Linked DNA regions of Homo sapiens: all the other regions are linked to region 2. Evidence: chromatin loops called from intact Hi-C (ENCODE). Cell type or tissue: chondrocyte. All regions are shown on one strand. Each heading gives the region's core, and the rest is flanking DNA. Links, peaks and the distances in the headings are about the cores only.

Evidence for each region. Hi-C counts contacts between places; a loop is a spot of excess contacts. Peaks named below come from ENCODE experiments on the same cell type or tissue, not always from the same donor. Only the 100,000 strongest peaks of a DNase experiment are listed, where the experiment ranks them.
Region 1: a loop joins it to region 2, with 4 times the contacts of the local background. A loop is called at or near these places in 2 of 110 quality-filtered maps.
Region 3: a loop joins it to region 2, with 4 times the contacts of the local background. A loop is called at or near these places in 3 of 110 quality-filtered maps.

The regions. Positions count from the first base shown.
Region 1 is chr2:188,980,207-188,987,261 of GRCh38, reverse strand. It overlaps COL3A1 (collagen type III alpha 1 chain), which reads right to left. Exons shown (of 51, transcript NM_000090.4): 2 at 2,300-2,502; 3 at 2,015-2,065; 4 at 1,484-1,597; 5 at 123-203. LOC105373791 (a long non-coding RNA gene) reads left to right here and starts at 2,443. Exons shown (of 3, transcript XR_007087614.1): 1 at 2,443-2,551. In chondrocyte, for the core only: CTCF peaks have their summits at 2,645, 2,858 and 3,646 (motif pointing left); no DNase peak of the experiment used is centred there.
Region 2 is chr2:189,174,771-189,181,874 of GRCh38, reverse strand. It overlaps COL5A2 (collagen type V alpha 2 chain), which reads left to right and starts at 2,114. Exons shown (of 54, transcript NM_000393.5): 1 at 2,114-2,367. The coding sequence starts at 2,271. In chondrocyte, for the core only: CTCF peaks have their summits at 2,104, 3,455 and 3,654; a DNase peak (open chromatin) is centred at 2,116.
Region 3 is chr2:188,520,895-188,527,998 of GRCh38, reverse strand. GULP1 (GULP PTB domain containing engulfment adaptor 1) reads right to left here. Exons shown (of 12, transcript NM_016315.4): 5 at 5,172-5,243. Among named protein-coding and RNA genes, the nearest start is that of MIR561, 230 kb to the right of the region's middle. In chondrocyte, for the core only: a CTCF peak has its summit at 3,290 (motif pointing left); no DNase peak of the experiment used is centred there.

The DNA.
Region 1 (7,055 bases), core at 1-5,000, 190 kb after region 2:
AGGGGTAAGCTATTTTGTACAATTCCATAAAAATACTGAATTCCTAGAAGAGCAACCATTCAAGATTTTACAAACCAGAAAGATAATAAAGCTCCAAAATGCTGAGAAACATTTGTACGTACAGCTGGTCCAGGATAGCCTGCGAGTCCTCCTACTGCTACTCCAGACTTGACATCATATGAATCATACTGGGGAGAATAGTTCTGTGGCAAGGAGACAAATAGATATGATCATTTTAACAGACAGTTCATAATTCTTTTAAAAAGCATTTAGAAGTGCATGCAACATCTACTGTCTACTGATAGGTTTTTGTGTGCCAAAAGATGTGGTATGTATTCACTAATTATCTTGTTTATCGTGTCTTTCTGTAGATTTAGACGTTAGATATCCTACAGAAGCATTTTCTTGTGGGATGCACAAATCTTTCCACTGTGTTCAATGTTAGTTCCCCCCAATTTTTCCTATTATGCGCTTACTTAAGCTATTATTTCTAAGCAGTAGCTACATCATTACAAACATAGGATCATAGGCTGTTTGAGGCCAAAAGAGTCTCGAGATCATATAATACACCTTCTCATTTTGAGCAAAAAAATGAAGTCAAATTATTTTTCAAACACTTAATGATACAAGTAAAATTCATATCCCCTGGATTCTGGTTAATATGACTAAAAGATTCACTCAAAAATAAACATCTCCATAGAAAATAAACCAAAAAATAGTAGAAAGGCTCATATGCTTATTAGATTTCTTTGAAGCTTTTTTTAAATTCTAAGTTCCAGGTCTAGAGTTAGGTTCTGTTTGGTTACTAGAATAAGAATAACTTAGACAATATACTTTGGTTCTTGTTGAATTGCTTTTTGAAATGCACTTTTTAACCTCACAAAAATTTGTGTAATATATTTTCTCGTTTCACCTAATTCCATGCAACAGAAATTTTGTCATATTTATTTGTTTGGTTGTTTTACCTGCAGATTTATTTGGCTGCCATGCTTCAGGAGAAGCAAGGTGTGCTCTGAAGTATTAGCAAGAGCAGTTTCATAGGCAGAAATAATCCTGTTCAATAGGAATACTAACAGTTCTTCAACTTCTTTTTGTCTAAACTTTTAGAGGCTTTGACATTGGTATTAGTAGGAGAATAAAGTATGGATACAGTACTAACTAAATTATTTAGGTTAATTTTTTTTGTTAAGTTCATAGTTCACTTCTTAAACATAATGTGTATGCTATATATCTGCTGAGAAATTAGCAAATTTTCCAAGGATATAGTAGCAATGACATTAGCATTATGAGGAAAAATGAATACTTATAAAGTACTTAGAATAGTGCCTAATACATAGAAGCACTAAATAAGGATTTATTAAATACACTGAATCAGAGAACAGATACAAAGAACTCATAATAGTGAGACGTAATATCGAGTAAAGAAAGAAGATGAACTAGATAGTTTTATGAGGGAATTTTTTAAGTACCGTAATTGTTATACCTGAGGACCAGTAGGGCATGATTCACAGATTCCAGGGGGGCCAGGAGAACCAGGGGACCCTGGTTGTCCTGGAATACCAGGGTCACCATTTCTCCCAGGAATACCAGGAGGGCCCTAAAAAAGAGATAAAAATAAATTAAATAGTGAAAAATCCTGGTGATTCACAATCATTATCAGATTGTTGTTTCTCTACTTTATAATATTAGGAAACAATATAAGTAATATATTTTCTTTATAACACATACTTTTTAATCAAAATCTTGTGAATAATTTAAGTATAATGTATTCCTTTGTATATTGACCTACACATTTTCTTTAAACTGATCATGGGGGTGAAGACATAATATGAAGTTTGGGAAATTGAAATCTTTACACGTACAATTATGGATTCTCAGTCTGTTGTTTGGTGCCATTATTCAAATATGTGGTAATGAAGAGAATGTATGATGAAAGCTCAAATCTAGAAAAAGCAAACTCTTACTAGAATTATCATTAGTATTAATTTTATTCTACTGAAGAATGTTTACTTACTGGATCTCCCTTGGGGCCTTGAGGTCCTTGACCATTAGGAGGGCGAGTAGGCTAATAAATGGAAAAGAAACAAGTTAAACAAGACACAGAATTTGCATATTATTTAGTAACCCAGATTCTAACCAATCCTTATCTTTAAATTGAAACGGTCACTTTTTACTCGTAATACAAACATGGCTATTTGATGAACATGACTTTCATTCCCTTTTAGGCTCCTATGATATAGGAGCTATTCATGTGTCTAAATATGAATATTGAAGATGTACAGTTTATCTTTAAACTCACAGCAGTTGGAGGCTGTGGGCAAACTGCACAACATTCTCCAAATGGAATTTCTGGGTTGGGGCAGTCTAATTCTTGATCGTCACATATTATGTCATCGCAGAGAACGGATCCTGAGTCACAGACACATATTTGGCATGGTTCTGGCTTCCAGACATCTCTATCCGCATAGGACTGACCAAGATGGGAACATCCTCCTTCAACAGCTGAAAAACAAGTTAGATGACGTGAAGTTTCCTTAGGTTTTGCTGAAAGGTGATTTTTGTTACTCTGTTAGGACTATTAACAATAGCCAAAGTTGAAAAGGTTTGAAACAAATAATTTCTTCCTTTCATTAGAAAATTATACTTGCCCTATGTAATTTGCTAAGTAGCAAGAAATTAATTAAAATATCATATCTGCTTGTTAACATAAAATTGGCACACCATAGTCAATTTTCCTTAAGACCAGCAGATATTTTAATTTCATTTATAGTAAGAATTAACATCAATGTATATCACACAAGCATTTAAACATTTATTTATTAAAGGAACATTGAAAATAAGCTCTTCTACCCAATTGCTATTCTTTGCCTTAACAGCAGATGGGAGCATTAAACTAAAGAGATGATTTTGTCACTAACTCTGAAGACTTTCTGGATTTTATCAACCTAGTTGAGAAATTCAGGGGAAAACTGAGCTAATCTTGGCAGCATAAAACTCTACCAGATTTTCCTGGGAAAGTTTTAACAGAACTTATTATGTGTATTGAATGTCACTGTTAGCTCTATTTGGCATTAGTAGCTCAACATGATATGACATAATATATTGTATATCCCATATGGATGTAAAGACATTTCCAAATCACCAAAAAGAAAAGAAAAAGATGTTTTTAAAATAAACATTGGCAAGGAATAAGTAAAAATAATAGGGAAAATATGAATCATAACCATCTGTATTTGTGGCTTAAAATGGTAAAAAAAATTGCTTCAACCAAAATTTTAGACTTGCTTCATAATTATATACAAGGTACTGAAATTTCAGCAGCTATTAACTATGAATCAGCTTAGGAATTGCCAAAACAAAACCTGGTCTCAATTCTTAAGGCATTAGCTGTGTATTGTGGTTAAATACAACTTTAGTTCTTGACAATTAGTATGATAGTTTGCCAGTAATTGAGTAAATAAATAATAAGTTTCTAAGCATCTGCAAAAATTTTTGCAAACAACAAATGATGTACTGTTCAGTAATTTATATTTTTGTGAGATGGTGAAATTTTTATTTTCTCAAAGCCAAGATATTTAAAATGTCTATTGAAAGAGGCCTGCTACCGAGTAGGCAAGTAGTTCAAAATTAGTTTTTGCCGCCTAGTGGTCAAGAGGCCTTTTAGTGGTCCTAAGATTTTTCCATCTGGGCACTACATGCAGCCACAAAAGATCACCTTTTCGAGGTCCCGTTGCTATATCATCTCTCTGTCTAGGGTAATAATAATTTAGGTTTGTGTTTAAATGAGTTGAAATGTTTAGCTGATTTAGTAAATGTTCACCAAAAAGAATTTCAAAACCTAGACTCTAGAAAGTACTGCAATTGCTTCCCCACCTCATTTCCATTTATGTGTTCTGATACAAATTTAATGATATTGTACAAGACACTTGATCTACTCAAGAAGTTTTAAAAATCCATTCTTTTTTATGTTACAATTTCTCAATGTAGTTTACAGCTAACGAAGGAAAGCTTCATTTTTTAATTGCAATTTTAAGTAGGCAAATAATTTGTTTATTTAGAAAATTTATTCTAATTCCTCCCCTATGTCTGAAACACATATATGAGAACATGGGATATATTTTCTATATACATTTCCTAAGCTTTTAAAACAGCATTTCTTAATTCTTAGTGAATATAAAAGCTGAATACCAAAATGCTTATCTCAGTGGAAATGAAGTAGGCCTATTTGAATGGTGTTACGGAAAATATATTTAATAGAAGAGCAAACAGTCATTTACACATTGGTGTGAAGAGTAATAACAGGTGAGTCTATGCATTAAACTCATTTTGTTCTCTAGACAGAACTGGCGTTTCATATTTAAGTACTAAGTTCACCAGTCTGCAGAAAAGGTCCGAAAATTTGGGTTTGGAAGATTGTGCAGTAAAATTACATGGAACACTGTAATTACATTGGTTCCTTTTCTCAAAATGAACCACTTAAAAATTTTCTCCAAATCAACTTTATATGAAATATTCCTACAGATTAGTTTCAGCCCAAGATTTTCCCATTAATAATGTGTATTTTAAGCCCTCCAGATCCATCCTCAAAAGCATTGTTAGATTGTACAGATGATTCTTTTAGCTCATTGCCTCTGGATCAGGCATATCTTTTCACACTTAATACAGCACGTGGATTATGAAAAACAGCCATTGAATACTAAAGGCATATTAAAGACAAATGAAGATAATAGTTAAAGCTAGGCTCAAACATTTCCTATTTTAAGTATCTTCTATATGTTCTTGATCTGCCTAGAAATTAACATAAATACTTTTCCCTCCTGTGTATTCATCCTCCTATGTTTATGTCTCATTAAGGGTGTCCTCACATCATTAGAAATACAGTACTTTCCATTTGTTCTGCTAATTATTAAATAAATGAGCACAATATTGACTTATTAAAATTGTAAATGAGTTTGTTAAAATTGGGTCAAATGCAATGTTATAAGTATTAACGTTGTTATTTAGCTTATTGTTTCTAAATTTTATTAGAAACATATTATAGTACTTTTTAAAACACGGAGGCCTCAATATAAAGATTATTTTAGTGCAATTTTAAAAATTATCATATTCTTAAAATATTTTTCTCTTCTCACCTGCACATGACAGTCAACATGGTGCATGTATGTTTTGTTTTACTTTAGAAAGTCATATTGTTTTAAGTAAAAAAAAGAGAGTTGGAATGTTTAAAAAATAAGAATTAATGCAACTTTATTTATTGCCATAACTTATTTCACATCCACTTGAAATAAATTTGGCTCTCCTGAGAAGTCAGTTCCTGTAAAAACTTGTGGCTGAAAATTAGCCCTTTCTCTGTTTTTCTACCTTAGTTACCTTTGCTGAAAAAAATAGTTTTGTATAGCTTCCTTTATTATTCCATGCATGACAAAATATAGTTAGCAATATATTCTACTGAAAGTTAAAGCTCTTAGATTGATGTTTCATGGACCTTCATTTAATACCTAGTAATATGTGCGAAAATCATGGCAAAGTCAAGGAAAAGAATGTTTTGTTTCTAGAGGAATAAAAATGCTCTAGTTAGCCATTTGCAACATTTAGAAATAGAATAGAAAATGGGATTTAGAAGTAAGTCATCTCATATTATTCTCTTCATTTCTTAGATATCTGCATTCAGAGTAGCTTCGGTTAAAAAAATAAGTTAATTTTTTCCAAAAATATTAAATAAAAGGCAAATAATTTCATTCTACTATTGAAAAGTAATGGACTTTCCAATTATTTCCATTATTTTAGTTGTTTAAACTAAATCTCTCTGTTCCAATTTATAATTAATTTTAAATTCCATCTCCCATGTCATTTGGTGTTTCTGTTCCTTACTACGAAGTACAATTCTGAAAGAAATTTACTTGTGATCACACAAGCAATGTATTAAACTCAATCATCTCCTTGCTGGGATCTATAATATAAAACATATTGAAGCTAACACATGTCTTAAACCACTCTTAGCTGCTTCTTTCCTAGTTTTCTATTTTGGAATTTTAGAGAAAAATAAAGCCAAATAACATAATTTTATATTTTTAGATGTGCATAAAGCTTACTATTTTGTGATTTTTTTGTTTCCATTCTTCATGTTAAATCATGCTGACTTGAAGAAATCATATTGTTTGGACAAAAAATGAATGTTATGTTTGTCTTAATACTATTTTTGGAGCAATAATATTATTCCCTAAAGCACCTAATTAAATTAATTAATTTGGCTTGAATGAAAAGTGAATGTTTTTTCCTTTTCTCTTCTTACTAAATCCTTATCTGGGAAAAGATGTTGTATAATCTGAAAATCTAAGAATCACAGATATGATATATAAATTATCATAATTATTTTCATTACTTTAGAAAGCTGAATATTTTGTACATGTGGGTATTTGGCATTCATATAGTTTCCAATTGAAATAATGTTTGGTTTGCCTTTTAAATGATATTGTTTGGAAAACATAAATTTTAATAAAATATTTTTTCTGCTGCTTATGTATTTATCAGAGTATCTTAAAATATGTTAGATTACTTAACAAAAAGGACTCTGAAGAAAGTATCTGTAGACATTCTAGGTGAATAATTTTAATTTAAAAGCACTGTTTTGCATAGAAAATAAGATTTTATTTATTCTTGCTACCTCCAGGAAAAAAAGTTGATAAATTATCATTTGTAGATATTTTCTTGTTTCATATTTTATAGATATATGCTTTTTCAATCTCCTTAGAAATGTCCTTTAAGTTGATTAATCTTTTAGAATTCAATTAATCTTTTAGAATTGTCTAAAAGATTAATCTTTTAGAATTGTCTAAAAGATTAATCTTTTAGAATTGTCTAAAAGATTAATCTTTTAGAATTGTCTAAAAGATTAATCTTTTAGAATTCAATCTCCTTAGAAATGTCCTTTAAGTTGATTAATATTTTATCCTGTTAAAAATAAAAATAATTAGATAATTAGAAAATTTTAAGTATCATATATCTAACCACCAGCAATTGCATATATAATAAAATCTTCTTAGTGTCAAATTATA
Region 2 (7,104 bases), core at 1,292-6,291:
AACCATGAGAGACTGCATGGTGGTTTTAACCTTTCTTATATAAGCCATGTTTATAGTTAAATTTAAAACAACTTTATTAACAAACAGATAACAGATACTAAACTACTGATCTGAGCAGCCACTGAGTGTTCCATACACTGACTCTGCTACAAGTCCTGCAATCTTGCCTAATCATTGTTTTATCTCCAGCATAGGATCTGAGAGTTGTAGATTCTCCATAAATGTCTGCCGTCTTGCACTTCAGTAAAAATGCTGCACAAGGTGCCTGAAAATTGTGCCAGCCCTTCGGTATCAGGGTGGTATTGGTCTAAAATTGCCTCATGGTAGAATAGGACTGGCAAGCTCAGAGAAAGGTTAATTCCTCCCCCCCACATTTACTTATCTTCCTGTTATCTTTGAATATATAGTCAGATGGATTTCAAGTCCTAGCCTCTCTAAGATATTCTAGAAAGAATTAACTGAAAGGTGATTTTTGGTCCTTACTTAGCCCATTCATTAAGTGGAAGGGCACCCCTGAGAACAGTGTGGTGGTGACAGAAGTCATTGAAATGGGACATGTCTAAATGAAAAGATAAACTGAGAGGTACAGGGTTAGAAGCTGGAAACAACCGGGAAAATTGACCTCCACTGGAATATTTATCCAGAGTCTAGTTCCAAAGCTAAAATGCAAAGGTTCTTGGATTTCTTCTATTAAGAACAGTAATAATGTCTTGCTTGCCTAATCTCATTTGATAATTTCTCCTTTCTCCGGGCTTAATGCATCCCTCACATATTTATATGCTCTGGCTTATATATCTTTATTTCTTGTAAATTTAGTTTCTCAACACCTACATATGTTCCTTGAAGGTGATGGGTATGTCTTTTATTTCTTTTATGTCATCCTTTCTGCCCAGTGCTTAGCACAGTGCAAGGCACCTGTTGCCCAATAATTATAAACAATTGACTCACTTGTATTGTATAGAACATCCATCCTGATTCTAGGGAGACTCAAGGTGGCAAATACATTAGATTGTATAGAACTCTCTGAGGTCATTAAGATCTTGGCAAGTGTGAGGGTGGCACAAAAGTTCATCGATAATTTTCCTTAAAATGCATGTTCAACTGGGGCTATCATATTCCCTGCAAAGCTGGCTTAAAGCTAATAATACCACCATCTGCTTTTATGTAGCTCTTTGCAATTTGGAGCTTCATTAATAATACATTACTCATTTTAGTGTCACTAAACCCTGTACACTGGTCAGGGTAAAGCCCTTTTCTCAAATGAGAAAATTGGAGTGCACAGAGATAAAGGACTATATGCACATTTACAAAATTATTGAGTGGCAGAACCACTCACAAAAGGCAGAAGCAAGCCTTTTTTCATCCAAAGGTAGAGTACTTCCCATTCCTCTGCACTGCTTAGTAGACTATTTTTCAACATGGTAAAACTCTCTGGGACAAGAGGAACCTGAAGATGTGGCCCCTTAACAAGAGATGTGGAGAAATTAGGAAAGGACATGCTTTCTTAATTCAAATTACAATGTATCACAAATTCATTTATCCAAAATGGTTTTCTAACCTGGACTTTACCTGGGCAACATTCTAATAATCTCCTTCCAGAGTATGGGAAAAGAAACCGAATCTGAGAAGGGGATAAGAATACTCCCTATTCAGTCAAAAGAAAGGGTTAAAATGTGATTGTTTAAAGATTTAAGGTGGAGAAGAGAGTCTTGAATTATCTAAATGTAAAAAAACTAGGGTAAAAGGCTGGATTTCCTTCGGAATGTCTTTTTCAGCTTATAGGGGAAAAGTTAAAGGGTGTGTGTCTGGGGGGAAGGGTTAGGGAGGGGAAAATAGAACCCTTTTCTTCTAACAGCCTTTCTTAAAAAATAAAAGAAAAGAGAAACAAATGTTTGTTTCTGTTATTAAGCCCCATCTATGCTTAAAAGTTAAATGAAATAGGGAAAGTTCAGGCACAGAGACGCGTGTTCTGATTTGGTTGTTTACCATCAATCAGACCGTTGCTTGGCAGACACTGGATGGTTATGAGCCTGAACAAGCTGAAAAGGGGCAGGAAAAGAAGTGGAGGCAGCATTCTTCCTATTTAAAGCTGCATCGCTTGAAAAAAGTTTTCGCAGACTGTGCTGGAGCTGGTGCTGAAAAAGGGGGTTTGCAGAGGCTGCCCTGGGGCTGGTGCTGAAAGAAGAGCCCACAGCTGACTTCATGGTGCTACAATAACCTCAGAATCTACTTTTCACTCTCAGGAGAACCCACATGTCTAATATTTAGACATGATGGCAAACTGGGCGGAAGCAAGACCTCTCCTCATTCTTATTGTTTTATTAGGGCAATTTGTCTCAATAAAAGCCCAGGAAGAAGACGAGGATGGTGAGTTTGCCATTTGCTTTGCTTGTAGTGTTTATTGCACGGTTTGGGAAATAGGTGGAATGTTAAGCCTCAGGAAGAGCGTGAAGAGGAGGTTCTGGTTTGAAGTTTGAGAAGGGGGCTGACGGATTTGCACCTGGAAAACGACTTGAAAGACAATTGGGATGTTTGTAAATCCGGAGCTTCTAGATCCACCGTTGGAGAGAGTACACTACTAAATTTTTCTGGGAAAGCCTACAATAAGTCCTTTTGGCTGAGTGTGAGAGTGGGACGTTTAAAATAAGAAAAGAGTGAATGCTTAAAACGGAGCACTAAAGGCATTTTAGTTAGAGGAGCTCTGTTCTGTGGGCTGGAGTTTTCAGAGCAAGGAAAAGTCGCGGCAGAAGCTGGGTAGGGTGGAGTCTTTTTGTACTGAACTTCAGCTGCTTCATAAAATTCTTTGTTTAGTAAAACCTCTGCAGCAACTCTGATAGCTTTGATTTTTCTTTGTCTTTGGCTCCTCATTCTTTCCTCTTTAACAATTTAAACTTCTTTTTACCATTTTCATTTGTGAAAATGTGATCACTTTTGCTTACTGGGAGGCAGTCTCGTTTGTTTCTCCATGACAGAGGCTGATAGAAGCCAGATTTCTTAAACAGTGGTATTTTCCCACCCTACTGGCTTGATTAACAGGACAGTGGTGGTTCCCGGTTGGATGGCGGAAGGCAGGAAATCAGCATGTCTTGTATATATCTTATTTGGCATGGAATATTTGCATGGACATTACCCCTTAGACCCAAGCTTTTTTTTTTTTTTTTTTTTAAAGATAAATCTTGCCTGGTGACCACATTTTTTTCCTATGCAATTTTCATATGTTACAGTTGGGTTATATGGTATGGTTAAGCAAAAATGCATAGCTGTTGTAGTATATAAGAAAATATTTAAATTGATTCCTCTATTAAATCTTTAATCTTGAGGGTTGCAATTTCAAATACAGACATGTACTCCTTTAAAATAAGCCACTGTAGATTTTCATCAACTCAACCATGTAACATCAAACTCAAGCTTTTAAAACTTTGGACATTCATTAACCTTTTCTATTACTTTCATATATAGACACATACATACAGGTATATATGTATATATACTATGTATATATCTATATTTTTAGAACAAATATCTGCTTCTGTGTGTTTTTGGTTTCAAAAAGTTTATAAAATTAATCTAGAGATCAGAAGTTCTAAAAAGCTTAAAAAGTGAAAATACGAATTTGTAAATGAATATCCAACAATCTGTCAGGAGTCCCATAGAGGGGGCACTTTCTAAGACTTGGAGCTTTTTATGTTACGTTTTATGTTTTTAAAATATGAGGTAATTTATAAAAGGTGAAAACTTTTGAGTTTCTTTGTAATGGCATGAAAAGCATGTGTTGTTTGGAAGGGTGGCAAAAATAATTGAATAGAAAGTAGAAGAAAACAGGAGGAGAAAAACACAGAAAAATTACAATAGAAATTGAAAATTTGACTCTAGAAAGAACAGTTTACTCCCCTCCCCCACCAAAACAACCAACTTTAATTTAAAACCTTTAATACCACTTTCTTTGTTAATTTATGTTAAAATGAATAAAGTACTTTAATAAAGTATGGAAATAATTGAATATGTGAATAAATGAAAGGACTGTTTCACAAGGTACATGAAATAAGCCATATTTTAAAAGACATTCCCAAATAGTTATAATTACTCTGTAGGTGTTTTTGAAAAATGAGCAGATAATTTTTCTTAATAGTAATTGACATAAATGTAAGGAATGTGATGCTTGATGCAAAAAAGTCCCCAACTCCAATCCAACCCCAGTACCCCCCGCGAACAGTATAACCAAATAGCACAGAAAATGGAATTCCAAACATCAAATTTTACAGAATGTGTAATTGCTTGCATATGTGTTGTAAAAAATTCCAGTATTTTATTTCTCAACTTAAGAGAATATAAGTGATAAAAATTCAACAGCAAAAGAAAGTCGTCATTGCCCTAATCAAACATAATAGAGAAAATAATTCCAGAGTATAGTATATTCAGAGCTGCTTAACTTATATTGTACTTACTTACTATGCATATTTTGGTTTAAGTTGATATTGTATGGATACTTGGCAATACTTTCTTTTTCCTGTTCAGGCCTATCACAAGCTTAATAAAGGTGTCATAATTTAGAAACTCCATTTGATTTTGAGTTTGGGGAAGAGTAAGCTTAGATCGATGCTTTAAATTAAAGAAATATCTGAGGCACACATGAAAAGCAAGTACATTTTTCAAATTTTATCTATAACAGTCACATAATGTGATATTTACATTTTGTACAAATATGTCTTCTTGGAAATGTGGAGATCTGTTTTTGCATGTAAGTGCATATTAATAAGTTTTTATTTTTTTCTTTCTTTTTATGACTTCAGGGTATATTTCCCTTTACTTGACTGTGGTTATTTACCAGAAATGTAAAATGTAATCTGAGTATGCCTGCCTGATAGAAACATATGAATGAGAAGATAAAAGTAAATAAATAAAGTTTTAGGCATTTTAAGCCAAAATCAGTTCCATTCTCACTGAGTTTTAAGAACTGATTTGATTTTCTAAATTTATAAGAAACTGAAAGGAGAAAGTTTGGGAGTTGGGCTGACTTTAGTTAAAACTAACGTAACAAAAATTAGGGAGTTAAAATGAAAAAAATCAGCTTTTAAAGAGTTTGTGTGGGTGTATGTGTGTGTGTGAAAAATCAGGGAGTTAAAATGACAAAATCAGCTTTTAAAGAGTGTGTGTGCGTGTGTGTGTGCGTGTGGTGAGAGTGTGTGTGCATTGGGGTGGTGGTCTTCAAAAGATTCCACATTTGTGTTAAGGAAAATGCTAGAGCATTTACAGTGTATTTATATTCCTAAGTTAATGCCTAGCATCTAGTGAGCTATATATATTCTTGTTATTAGAAGTAGGCATGCTTAATTTTAGAAAATAATCTTTGTTATGAATCATTGTATTCAACATGGGATAAGCAATGGAGAAGGGAAGGTGCAGAAATGTATCATTTTGTTTCCAAATACTGTAAACCTCAATGCTTTCAGAGGCCAGGCAGGTAATATAAACAAGTGAAGCAAGCCAGTGTTTGTACATCAATAGGTGATGATGGGGCCTGTGGAGAACTGAAGGTGCATGTCCACTTTAAGGCATTCAGAATTAACATTTTCAGAAGATATTGCATATGACAAATAAAATATATCTGAGTATATATTTGGCTCCCGGCCCATGAATTTACAGCCATCATGTTGCAATCCTACACTGATATCCTCCTGGACCCAAGCTAACTTTTGATTACTGAGAGATGAGGGGCTCACAGTCTTATATGTCATGGTCTCTTGCATTTTTATGATATGTCTGCCATTTATCTCATTGTTACGATACAAAAATCAGGAAGCAGATATTTAACACTCAGTAGTATTTGGATGACATCATTTTAAAGGAGGTACAGAATATGTATAAATATGTATACATAGCTTAAGATGCATGTTAACTCATAAATTGTTTTAAACTCATTACTGTTGAAATACATGCTATGAAACATGTAGGACATTCAGACTTTTATAGTGGGTACATGTAGCAGAACACAGTAGTTTAAACAAACAAAAAAAGGTTTTCTGGCCAGGCGCAGTGGCTCATGCCTGTAATCCCAGCACTTTGGGAGGCCGAGGTGGGCGGATCACCTGAGGTCAGGAGTTCGAGACCAGCCCGGCCAATATGGCAAAACTCCGTCCCTACCCAAAATACAAAAATTAGGTAGGCGTGGTGGCACAAAAATTAGGTAGGCGTGGTCCCAGCTACTCAGGAGACTGAGGCACGAGAGTTGCTAGAACCCGGGAGGCGGAGGTTGCAGTGAGCTGAGACCGTGCCACTGCACTCCAGTCTGGGTGACAGAGTGAGACTCTGTCTAAAAAAAAAAAAAAAAAAGTTTTCTTTTTTAAATATAAAGAAATGCTTTTAAGCAGGTAGTGAAAGGCTGGCATATTGGCTCCACAAAGTCATCAGGGACTGAGGTTTTTTCTACCTCTCCTGGCTCCCATATCTCTAGGTATTTTTTTTTAAATTTATTTTTATGGTCCTAAATGGCTGCTGAAGCTCCAGCCATTGCGTGTACTTTCTAGGCATGTGGATAGAGGATGGAAAACAAAAACTGTGAGCCATTCCCCACCCTGCCCCCTTTTATGAAGACTTTAAAGTCTTCATAACATTTAAACTTACTTACAGTTGGCCGGAATTTAGTCATATGGTCACACAAAACTTCAAGAGGGGCTAGGAAATGTAGCCCTTACCTGGGTGGTGCTGGCAATATACTCTACTGAATTGAGTTCTGCTATGAAGGATAAAAGGAAGCACCACTATTAGGAGTTTTATGGTCCCTACCTCAGTGAGCAAAAAGGTCAGCTACTTTTAGTGGCCTAGATCTTACGGTTTCAATGGACAAAATATAGTTGTGTGACTAGATCCACTTTGGTTATTGTTCATTACTGAGTAGACTGTGAAGCCAAGAAGACTGAATGGCACATAAATATTAGGCTACATTTTCTTTGCTTCTTGTCTTTAGATAAATTTTGACACCTATAACTTCTATTCAAACTAAACTGAAGCTTTAGTTTGAAGAGTATATCTCTTTCTACATATGTACATTGGTAGATTCATAGATTTAGTGAATTTTTAATATTGACTAACACAATGTATACTTGG
Region 3 (7,104 bases), core at 871-5,870, 650 kb after region 2:
CTTTTTCTCTCTAGGGATATAGATCATCCCAACCTGACTCAAAATTGATGACATGTAATGCAAGACAGCGTTCTAGTCCTCTTGTATGTCACAGTTACTTGCACTGTGTATTTCACTGTAATTTAGGGCAGATGTGAATACACATGGTATAGCTCCGTCCTGGAGCACAGAGTGATTAAAAGTCTTTCTCTCTTTTCATGGCTTTGCACTGCCACACATAATAATATAATTAATGCATATATGAATGCCTTTAAGTGTCTGCCTTCCTATCCCAGGGGGTACCATTTGTTTTATTCCATTTTGGGTGGTATAATTTTTCAGCTTGCTGTCTGTCTTGCTCTACGAACTTAGGTTGCTATTTTTTGTATCCAGCAGTCTTACTGCTGCACGATACAACTAATTCGTGCCAGATAATTTTCTTTTTTGCCTTTAATAAATTTATTTTGCTTGAGTGTAGATCTTTAAAAATTATCCCAGCTCTCTCCCAAATAATATGAATTAATTTTGTTTATTTTCCCTTCATAATCTCCTTATATCAGCATAATTAAGCAATTTGAAGGTTTTCATATAGGAAGGCTTACAAAATAAGTCAGCTGCTCTCCCCCTATGTGAATGCGTCTGGATAAAGCAACTCTCATTATCAGCTGCAGAAGCATTCTCAGCTGGTTTCCTAGGTGCTGCTGTTTTCCAGGAACAGACTGAGCATGACTTCTGAAGCCCCTTCCACATCCAGACTCAAGCATTCCTGTGACCTCTGACAAGAACTGTGCAACCTTTTAAATTTTTTCCCCCTGAAACATCTACAACAAAACAACCACTATTATTAAACTTATCTATTGAGAAGGGAAGAAAGAATGGAAGAATTAAAGAAAGGAAGGAAGTAGGGGCTGAGGTAGAAAAACAAAGTGGAGAGGTAAGAAGGGAGTGGGGAGGAAGAAAGGAAGAGAGGGAAGAAGGACAGAATGAGATAAAGAAAAATAAAAATAAGCACAACATCTCTAATCTAGGTTTTCTGAAACTTTTCTCTCTTCTTCATAACAGGATGAATTAATTGTGCTCAAAACAGCTTCAGGTTCATGCAATCTAAGCTTCTTATTTCAAAGATAAGAACAGTAAGTCCCAGATAAGCTATGTACCATGGTCATAAAGTGGGTTTTTAGGAATTAGGCCTAGTAATTAGTTTTGCAGATATTCACCAAATAATTTTTTCTTTTATACAATATATTTTCTGCATTTAGAAAAGAAAATTCCCAGTTCTACCTTCATGCATATCAAGGTTTACACTGGTTATTGGCCTTGATTTTTGAACATATGTTACACAACTCTCATGCCTAAGGTTATATTCATTCAATCTATATTTTATTCAGTTTAATATTCTCCTTCCTGCCTTTCTTTTTTTTCCTAAAACTTAAGCTAACTGTATTCTATAGTTTGCATGCTCCCCTCTAAGTCCCTTTTCCTACTTACAGACCTCTTGCCTTCCTAATATTTCTAATTAATCTTAGGAAGATATGTTGATCAATCTACATAACATTATATTCTATTTTCTCCCTATTTACTACTTTAATGTTAATGCTTGAAGAGTCTTTTTTTGTAAATTTCTTTCAATTTTTGCTTCAGTGGATTTATTTCTTGGTAGATCTAGATGGATACAGTGATCTGCCATTAAACCCTGAATATAATAATCCAATAAAAAGTATTCAAAGGAAGTGATGCATAAGCATTTTGGAGAATGACTGGATGCAACAAACAAATATAACCAAGCCTTTGTCATCATAAAATGATGGGGAAGGATGGAGTAGTACTTGAAATAAAGTATTTGGTTAAATATATACTACTGATAAATAGAACTGTTAAAGAAAATTTAAAGGGAGCACAACTGAGTTTCAATCTTATTATATAATTTCTATCCATTTCTCAGAGGACTTTTTAAAAAGTGAAATTAAGTAAACTACTAATGGAATATAGAGTGTTAGGCAATAAAATTAATTTACTACTTCGGGCCTATTATTTGAAGCTATTCTTCTCTGGGGTTCTCATGTTTATATTTTTAATTTAAAGTATTTCTAATAATCCTGCGGGAAATGAGCGATGTTTATATATAATTAAATTAAGCTCTAAATGTTTTATTAATTAGGTAACTGATTGTGAAGACAAAATAGTGTTATACAACACAGAAAGAGTGAGTTCAAATGGAAAATCTACTAGGCTGAGACTTCACAAGACTTGACAGCAATTCCCAACGGCTACATTTTCTTGCAGTAATTTCGTGTAACTTTAATTTAGTTGTACTGCAGTGAGGGGATCTTCAGTCTAAAACTGGGTTCCAGGAATGCTGCCCACTGGGTATCTCCCAGGGAAATTGATAAGCTTTTAATCTATATATCAATACTTACTTACATGTAAACATCACAAATTGTGTATGAAATACATTCAGCCCCCAACATCTGTACTAGTTGTATTAATAAAATATATATAAATCACTATTAAAAATAAAATTCGTTCCAATAACAATGCTATTCAATACATAGAAGTTGAAAGGGTTTAAAATTACTACATTTTAGAAAATTTGTTTTATTTGTTGTTGTTTTTGTTTTTTTGTTTTTTGAGATGAAGTTTCCCTCTTGTTGCCCAGGCTGGAGTGCAATGGCGCGATCGCGGCTCACTGCAACCCCTGCTTCCCAGGTTCAAGTGATTCTCCTGCCTCAGCCTCCCAAGTAGCTGGGATTACAGGTGTGTGCCACCAAGCCCAGCTAAAACATGATTAAGAAATAGAAACTGCTGAACATGATTAGGAAATAAAGAACATGTTTTGATAAATATAGTATCTGAACCTTAAAAGGTTAATACTTATAAAAATAATTATATTTATAAAGGAAAAATTTATAAACTGTAAATTCTCTAAAAAATGATAGAAAGAGTGTAAAAAAGTCAGTTTTAAATTTTTTTGAAAACTAAGCAGGCATCATTAAACACAGAAGCATGAAAAATTCATTGTTGAGAATTCTTTAATTTTTCCATCAGCTTTTATTCTTAAATTTTAAATTCTTTTTTAATATCAGAAGCCATTACATTAATATTGCTGAAAAAGGAGTAAATATAAATAAAATGTTACCTTACATGGCAAATAAATTCACATACTGAATTATATAGATTTTTTTAAAAGTAGTCAGAATTCATATGTTAAAGAAAAATAAGCAGGAAATTAAAATGGAGATGTGTAAGTATGATCAAAGAGCAAGGTTCTTTTTTCTCTTTTTTTTTAGTAGAGCCACACCACCACCTACTGGCCATTGCGAGCCAGTAGCGCCAGGCTTGACATTTAAAAAATATTCTTAGTATACTTTGAATTGTAGCTTCTGACCCTTGACACACAAAAAAAGCAAAAAAAAAATATATATATATAAAAATAGATAAAAAGCATTGTTTTATTCATTATCATTAGTGTATGAATCATTACCCTTAGATATACTTTCCTGATATACAAAATGTTTGCAATCAGCACAGTAAAATTGCTTATTAAATACACTCCCTTTTGGAAGACATTTGAGAAAAAACAGCTACTATAAAATAAGTGTGCATTTTTAAACTATACTACCTAATTTTTTACCTTATTGTAGGTCACATTCTTTTATTAACAGAGTACATTTCTAAACATGAAACTCCATAGAAATACATACAAAATCCTGCAAAATATATGTAAACTCGTCATTGTTTAGAAAGCATTTGATTTCAAATATATCTTTACATTTGATCTATTCATTATTCAATTGAATTTTTTTTGGTTTTTGATTTGGGTTGACTGAATAAACAACCTCCTAGGCATAAAGAAATACTATGTGTAAATAACATTGTTCTTTCATAAAACATTCTGATTGTAGTGAAGTTGGATTCATGCCCAGAATCCTCAACATTTTAAAAGCATTTAAATAGAATCCTATTCTAATGTGTCCATAAACTGTGAGCCCTTTTAAATCCTCTTTTGGAATGATTAAAACTAGTGGCCAATAAAAGGCAAATCTGAATTATTACCTAATGAATGGTGGAAATAAATAGTTGGCTAATCCACTTTTTTCCCAAATGGGAGTGATATTATCTTCGGAGATTTTAGCATATTTACTTAAAACGATTAGTAAAATATTCTCATATAAAATAAGATGGATAAAATATTATTGACCTTTATTTCTTTACCCAGAATAGAAGTCATGCCAATTCAATTATTTCTCAATTTAAACACAGAGTGGATTCCACCAGATATGATATTCTCAAAGCAAAGTAATACCATTTAATGTCTCTGACTTTGCCTGGCACACTCAGAGGTCTAACCCTCCTTTAGAATAACCGGATGGTCCCTAAACCAAATAAAGTTAGAGAAGGGTTGTTTCTCCAAAAATACGAGAGCAACTATAGAGAATAACATTTAACTGTGTAAAAAAAAAAAGTAGTGATAATGTGTATTTTCTTATATGATAAAGCTGAGAATTCTGTTGAAGGAGTTTTGTAAATTTCAAAAGCTCAGTGACAACAATGTCCTTCGAGATGCGGAACAATTAGAAAAACATGGTGTGTAGCATCTTATGTAAGATTTTCTCAGGAAACTTGTTGACTAGGATATGTGGGGTTGCTTATTAAATGTCCTTCTCTCCTCTCTTAGTCTCACCAGTTTCCCCATGGCTACTTACGGACATTGCCAGATCCTGTTGGACCTGTAGATTAGGAAATCTTTAACATACAGTGTCACTGCAAAATTCTGGCTGGAATCAACTCTGACTCCACATTTTTAACTGGTGGATATTATATCTTAGCTTTTAAAGACAGTTGTTATGCCATTACTAGCTTTTGATTTGGGACATAGGTTCACATTATCCAAGCAAAGTAAAGGCAAGCTACAAAACAAATATTCAAGACACACTGCCATAAAATATTATTTTTAATATGACACATTATACCTTAGAAAAATGTGAACAGTATGCCATATTTTAAACACAATTTTGTGTACATGTTTGTTATTAAAAATGTTTCCTTGATATGATTACATTTGTTCAATAGTTCATTTTTAATAGGGTGAAGCTATACCTGCAGCAAAGCTGTTCATGCTTTGATCTCCATCAATCTGCTGAAAACATGACAGAGTCAATACACTTGTAATTTATTTGAAGGCCTTTCCCTACCTTTAGTTTCCTTACAGCATCTCTCACAACTTCTGTTCCTTTTGGCTGTTCCACTTCTGTACTGCCAAGAAACTGAAAATGGTCATTTGTGAGACACAGGCTTTTACCATATCATATATCATTGCATCATGTTGAAATATAAGATTGCATAATAGAATGGTTTAATAGTAATGCAAACTCATATGTTAATTAAATAGAATTATTATTTTATATTATTTTTATATTATATGAAAATGTAACTAAACTTTATCATTTATACTTCCTGTTAATCAAAGATTATTTTTAAAAACATACTTGTTTTCTAAATATTTTACTTGTAGATTTTTACTGGAAAGAAAACTAAAGTTATTTTATTAGGCCCAAGGGAATAATGTTGATCTCAACAGTTAAAATTTAGTAAACTTATTAGTAATTAAAAATTATTTTTCATTCAAAGCATGTAATTGTATTTTGTTACTATATTTAACATCAATAGTAAATTTCAAAGTTTACAATTTCTTTTTTTTCTCACGTCTCTCCCCACTTGCCTCTGCCTGCTGATGCCAAAGATTTCGCCATTAGCTTTTTTTTTCAAGTAAACATTTTTCTTTGTTTTCCACTTATGAGACTCATCTAACATGTAGAATTTAAAATACAAGCTTCTTTTAATAGCCAAGATATACAACTAAGTAAAGCTATAGTTAAAGAAATAAAACATACATGATCTACAATTGTACTGTTTTTTGGTTTTGTTTTAGTTTGGTTTTGTTTTTGAGACGGAGTCTCACTCTTTCGCCCAGGCCAGAGTGCAGTGGCGCTATCTCGGCTCACTGCAAGCTCTGCCTCCCGGGTTCACGCCATTCTCCTGCCTCAGCCTCCCGAGTAGCTGGGACTACAGGCACCCGCCACTGTGCCTGGCTCATTTTTTGTATTTTTAGTAGAGATGGGGTTTCACCGTGTTAGCCAGGATGGTCTCGATCTCCTGACCTCGTGATCCGCCTGCTTCCACCTCCCAAAGTACTGGGATTACAGGCATGAGCCACCACACCCGGCCAATTTTACTGTTTTAAATAAACCTGAAGGTAGTCAGTAAGTGATATGGTTTGACTGTGTCCTCACCCAAATCTCATCTTGAATTGTAGCTCCTGTAATTCCCATGTGTTATGGGAGGAAACTGGTGGGAGGTAATTGAGTCACAAGAGTGGGTCTTTCCCATGCCGGTCTCATGATAGTAAGTCTCATGAGATCTGATGGTTTTATGAAGGGGTATTCCCTTACACAAGCTCTCTTGCCTGCTGCCATGTAAGACATGACTTTGCTCTTCCTTCATCTTCTGCCATGATTTTAAGTTTGCTGAGGTCTCCCCAGCCCCGTGGAACTGTGAGTCAATTAAACCTCTTTCCTTTATAAATTACCCAGTCTTGGGTATGTCTTTATTAGCAGTATGAGAACAGACTAATACAGTAAGTGTGTTTAAGTAAAACCTGACCAATCCAAAAAGTGAAAAAAGTTTCATAATAATTATCACACTGCAATAAAATCTCTACCTTGGAAAGATATAATACCTCCTAAACAGAAGTCTAGTATCACTAAATGTTCAATACCAATTAGAATTGAAATATACAGGTTTTATTCTAGAAAAAATTCTATATATAGGGCAAACAAACATTAAATTCATGAAATATATGTAATTTTCCAAAGATTTTTTTTTGCTCTTGTGACATACCACCAATTATAAGACCAAAGAGATTCACGAATTAATCACTTCTCCTATGTATAGACATAGGAGAATACGTGTTTGTAAACTACATCAAAAATTCCATAAGTGGAATCTTTTTCATGTATTAACTTACAGAATAGAAGGGAAAATACAGTAAAGTCATGCTATCTCTTATTCCTTCCTTCATTCTTGAAAAAAATAATCACTAAGGAAATTAGAGTTTTGATTTTCAAA